Linked DNA regions of Homo sapiens: region 1 is linked to region 2. A link is an interaction called in ENCODE POLR2A ChIA-PET data of the cell type or tissue named here. Cell type or tissue: OCI-LY7. All regions are shown on one strand. Each heading gives the region's core, and the rest is flanking DNA. Links, peaks and the distances in the headings are about the cores only.

Region 1 (2,818 bases), core at 32-2,531, 210 kb after region 2:
TAAGTTCACTTTAGTCTTATTTCTTTAAAAGTCACCTATTTAGACATGGCCCGGGTGGCCTGGACGACCACAGCCTGGGGAGACAGGTGACCTAAGCTTCTGTCTAGACTCTGCTAGCACTGGGTCATTTGCACAAGGTCACCCTCTGGGTGTTCATTTCCCTGTTTGTTAGATGAGGCATTGAACTTGATTGTAAATTACGCATTCCTTTTCAAGCTCTAAGACACGTCGATTCCATACATTGAAAATCTCAGCTCCAAGGGGATTAAAAAAGTGTGTCTGCCACTTCACTTGAAACAAAAGGAGATGTATCTTTTGGCTGTATACTTCAAAAATTTCCATGCTTCTCCACTCCTATTTGGAAGTTCCTCACCCAAGGCATGTCTACCTGCTCTTCCACCGGTAGGCAGCCCTCCAAAGGGGAATAAACATTTGCAAAATCTCAGTACATAGATTAGCTTCTGAAGTTTCCTTAGCTCCTCTTGACTTTTAAAGTAGTTTTAGATGTCAGCGACTAGGAAACTGATACCTAAATATTTCTATTTCTTCCCTGTACTTGTCATGCCCATACCTAGCAAATAAAATCCGTTTTGAACTCTGCGCTGCTGCCCAGTGGGTAGCTCTATTCACTGCATTTTCCTTGTACTGGGCCTTGGGGAAAGAGACCTCAGTTCCTTGTGGAAGGTGGGATAAAAAGAAGGCTGGCTTTTGCCAAGGGAGAGTTCTCAATACCCAGACACTCTTAAGGGATTGTATGTTGTATATGTCATATGTGTTTATAGTTTATAAGTGTTTACATCAGTTATCTGTCCTCATTGGAACTTGGTGAAGTACATTCTATTATTATCCCCATTTTGCAGATTAGAAAATTGGTGTTTATAAAAGTTGGTACGTGACAAGTGGCTTGATAAGTTTAGTGCTAGAGATGGTAAGAATGATTACTCCTGGGCCTCTGATCTCACAGAGATTCTCAATAGCCAAGTTTCTATCTCAATTGTCAAAGAACAGTGGGTTGGGTGGTGGATGGTATTTTCAGTTTAGTACAATAACTACCGATGGCAGTGTGTGCTTGGAGTACTAAGAAGGAAACCCAAAGCATTGGCCATATCCTTGAAGGGCCTATAGTCCAGGTCAGGGGACTGTGCATACACTTGGAAGGTAAATAAAGAGTATAGAGTAGTCCAAAAAGAGGAGGAGTTATGAAAGAGGAGTTGAAACAGGCAAGGAAAGCACAGGTCAGAGTTGGATGCTGGAGAAGAGAGCCATGAGATGGTGCAGAGGAACTCAGGAGAGTCCTCCCCTTGACGCAGGGCTGTGTCTTTCCCTGTTCTTTTTCTCTTCCTTCTTTCTTTTTGATATTTTGTTATTATTTTCTCAGTATATTCCAGAAATAATGGAATATGAGACAAAGGATGTGCACTCTGAGAGGTCACAGTCTAATGTTGACGTGGTACAGCTGATCTGAACAAAGACATGAGGCAGGGACAACTGAAGCCTCTCTGCAGGGGAGGAAGAAGCCGGCTTGGAGCAGTGGCGCTGTGCCTGAGAGGTGTGGCGGGGGAGAGGGTGTAGAACCAGACTGGTGGGGGAGCTTGAGTTCTGTCCAGAAAGTTGAGGCTTCATGTTAAGCCTTGGCAATGGAGAGTCTGGTTTCTAAACAAGGGAATAGTATTCTGAAATTCTGTGGTATTGACTTTTTTAGGTAAGAGAAATGAGGAGAGGAGAGAGGAATATAGATTTATGTGCCTCGTGCCAGAAATGCGTCTCTGCATTAATGGGTTGAGTTCTTTGAAGCCAACTACGGAGAACTCTGCAACACTGCCGTGCCACTGCCCGTCTCCCCCCAGAACTATTCTTAGAGGAATTTAGCAAGGACAACAATGACCTATGGAGCAGTGACATCCATGTGACTTCCTAGGTTGGTCTCTACAAGTTTACGGAGTCACTTAGGGTACTCAAGAGATAATAAGTCCTAAACTGAAACTAGAGACAAAACAGGCTCCTTGACTTCTCTGGAGTTAAAGGTTCTGTCATTTTCTAGAGTCAAGTATGTGAATGACTCTTTTTTCTTCCTTTTCTTTTTTGGCTCTGAAAAAGGTCAAATTCAATAAAAACAAAACAAAACAGAAAACCTAGAAGGGAGAGCAGGAAGCCAGTTTAGTACAGGGAAAGAACCATGATGAATTATTTAACGAACTGTATGCTTGCAAAACTCAAAGCTCCCAGGCAACATGACTTATACTGACTTATAAGATATGCTTCATATTTGACATGAGAGCTCTTTGATGAGTCTAACCTCTGAAAACACTCATTCATAAATATGCAAGATTACACCTGTAGGAATGTTCGGCCCAGCATTGTTTGTAATGGAAAAGGATGAGAGAAGAAAGAAAAACGAAAAGGAGGAAGGAAGAGAGGAAGGTAGAAAGGAAGAGAGAAGGAACAAGAAAAAGGATTTAGAAAGCTACCAAAAAGAGAGCTGTTTAAATCAGTTATAGTACATTTATAAAATGGAATTCTCTGTAGCAGTTAAAAAGAAACATGGCAGAGCTGTGTACTAGTTGGCCAGGGCTGCCATAACAAGTGTCACAGACTGGAGGGCTCACATAACAGAAATGGGTTTTCTCAACTCCACAGGCTGGAAGTCTAAAATCAAGGTGTCGGCAGGGTTGGTTTCTCTTGAGGCCTCTCCTTGGCTTGTAGATGGCTGTCTTCCCCTGTGTTTTCACATGGTCTTTCCTCTGTGTGTGTCTGTGTCTTAGTCACTCTTTCTTATAAGGACACCAGTCATATTGGATTAGGGTCCACCGTAATGATC
Region 2 (2,818 bases), core at 278-2,777:
TTCAGTGACCTCCATCCAGAGCAGTAGCACCCATCAATATCAAGGCAAGACCTTCCACCAACAAAAAGATTATGACTTGCTGAAAGCTCAGATAATTGCTAGAATTTTTTAGCAACAAAGTATTTTTAAGATATTTGAAAAATGTGCCAAGTATAGTGGCATGCAGCTGTAATCCCAGCTACTCAGGAAGTTAAGGTGGGAAGAGCCCTTGACTCCAACCTGGGCAACACAGCAAGACCCTGTCTCAAATTTTATTTTATTTTATTTTGAGACAGAGTCTCACTCTGTCACCCAGGCTGGAGTACAGTGGCACTATCTTGGCTCACTGCAACCTCCGCCTCCCGGGTTCAAGCAATTCTCCTGCTTCAGCCTCCTGAGTAGTTGCGAATACAGTCGCCAGACACTACACCTGGCTAATTTTTTGTAATTTTAGTAGAGATGGGGTTTCACCATGTTGGCCAGGCTGGTCTCGAACTCCTGACCTCATGTGATCCACCTGACTCAGCCTCCCAAAGCGCTGGGATTACAGGTGTGAGCCATCACGCTCGGCCTCAAATTTTAAGAGAGAGAGAGAGAGAAAAAAAGAAAATGTCATACATAATATGGACAGTTGAGAAACCACAAGGTATAACCTGAAGTTTTTATAAGTTAGCCAAGTCTCTTTAAAAAAAAAAAAATCTCGCCAGGCACGGTGGCTCATGCCTGTAATCCCAGCACTTTGGGAGGCCAAAGCGGGTGGATCACCTGAGGTCAGGGGTCAAGACCAGCCTGGCCAACATGGTGAAACCCCATCTCTACTAAAAATACAAAATTAGCTGGGAGTGGTGGTGTGTGCCTGTAATCCTAGCTAGTCGGGAGGCTGAGGCAGGTGAATCACTTGAACCCGGGAGGTGGAGATTGCAGTGAGCCGAGATCACACTATTGCACTCCAGCCTGGGCAAAAAGAGTGAAACTCCACTAAATAATTAATTAATTAATCTCATTTATCTCTGTGTGTAGATGAATATGTATATGTGTAGTTATAAGTTTAATTTGGAGGTCATTTAAAATTCTTGAGTAAAGATCAGTATTAACTACAATTACTAATTTAGACTTTGTGCAGCATTTACAAGTAATAAAAATGTACTTGTAGCAGTTTGCAATTTGAACTATTCAGTAATTCAGGAAGTTTACTTCCCACCCATTTTATTCCAAATTACTGATGAAATACTGCTATCACACATTCTTGTGAAAGTGGTATGTTGCTAAACAACATATAATTTAAGGGAATACAAAAAAGAACCTACAATTTTTTTTTACAGTTGGGTTGAAACAATTTTGCCAAATAAGGTATACAGCCTAGTTGATAAAGTAGATTGGTTTAAGTTAGACAAATCTTAGGTTTTAAATTTTCACTTCCCCATTTACCAGCCAGGCATTAAATCTGAGTCAAGTTGTTCACCTCTCTAATGATGCTTCTGTTTTTTTTCTCATCTGAAAAACAGGAATCATAGAAATTATACTTCCAAGATAGCCAAGAGGATTAAATTAGCACAATTCCTGGCATAAAGCAAGCATTCAATAAACGTTAGCTATTTATTCACACTAGAAAAAGTGTGAACAAAAATTAAATGTAGATCAAATTTTAAAATGTCTATTTTTCACAGCATTTTAAAAACCTGTATTTTGATATATAGATTAGCTGATAAAAATTATCAGAAGATTTGAGATTAAAACGAAGTAGCTCTTAGCATATAAAGTGACGTGGCTGCTTAACATGATGAAAGAGAAAGTAATGAGACTGTTAACCTTGGAAGTAATTTTAGTTGGATGGGAAAAGTTGATATTTGAAAGAATGTATCTATTTAAATATGCAGCCACATCTCAAAACTGGAAGCTAACTTTCAAAAGATACTAACCAGGTTTTAATTATGCTAAAACTGAACTGAGATCACTCACTCGCAGCTTATATTCTAATTAAAACCCATGAAGGACAGAAAAGGTTAAGGAGAGGGGCATATAAGTTTAAGATGCCTGTAAGAGGAATATCCAGGTGGAAATTTATACATAAACTTGTCTGTATTGGCTTTTATCAACTATGCTCCAGATAGAACACTAGGGGCTTTAGATATGCTATCTCACATGAGTTTACATTATAATACCCTGATTTTACAGATGAGGAAACTGAGGCCAGAAAATTATTTGGTTCAAGACCACTTATGTTTATACCAAGCTTCAGACCTACAATCTTCTTCAAAAAGTACAGGTAGCCACATGGGAGTAGAAGAGTCCTATCTGCCTTTTAAGAAGATTTCTTGGTGGCAGCAGTGAGGATAAAGAAAATGCATCTGAGAAATATTTAGAATGGAAAACCACCTAGGCATGATTTTGTACTAAGGGTGGGTGGAACAGTAGCTAAAAGAGTCAGATGGTTTTATCTCTAACTTTGTTTTCACCAAACAAGACAAAAGAAGAGCTGGTTTCGATAGGGGTTGATGATGGGGAAAGAAATGTTTCAATTTTGGATATACTGAGTTTAAAATACCTGAGAAGAATATCCACATGTAAATTTATACATGAAGTTGCCCATTCTGGCCTGCAGTTCAGGGAAGAAGTCACGATAAATTTCATTCTGCTGAATTTATCAGAGCTGAAGACATGTAAAGAATGTACGGGGACGAAGGGCAGAAAGGCACGTTGTTAGAAGCTTGGAGCAGATAGAGCAAAAGGCCTTGGTGAAAACATTTTGTGTCTAATTTCTCTCGACCCTGTCCAGTATTGCACATAACATACAACAGAGTGAAATATATGAATGAATAAATTTATGTTATAAAATTTC

The links. ChIA-PET counts read pairs that join two places held together with the same protein. Peaks named below come from ENCODE experiments on the same cell type or tissue, not always from the same donor. Only the 100,000 strongest peaks of a DNase experiment are listed, where the experiment ranks them.
Region 1: POLR2A ChIA-PET joins it to region 2 with 11 read pairs; 2 of 35 experiments call an interaction of 5 or more read pairs at or near these places.

The regions. Positions count from the first base shown.
Region 1 is chr11:130,481,825-130,484,642 of GRCh38, forward strand. No RefSeq gene overlaps it. Among named protein-coding and RNA genes, the nearest start is that of ADAMTS15, 35 kb to the left of the region's middle. In OCI-LY7, for the core only: no CTCF peak of the experiment used is centred there; no DNase peak of the experiment used is centred there.
Region 2 is chr11:130,268,329-130,271,146 of GRCh38, forward strand. The region is part of intron 1 of ZBTB44 (zinc finger and BTB domain containing 44); the gene reads right to left. Among named protein-coding and RNA genes, the nearest start is that of ZBTB44, 45 kb to the right of the region's middle. In OCI-LY7, for the core only: no CTCF peak of the experiment used is centred there; a DNase peak (open chromatin) is centred at 1,413; H3K27ac peaks cover 438 bases.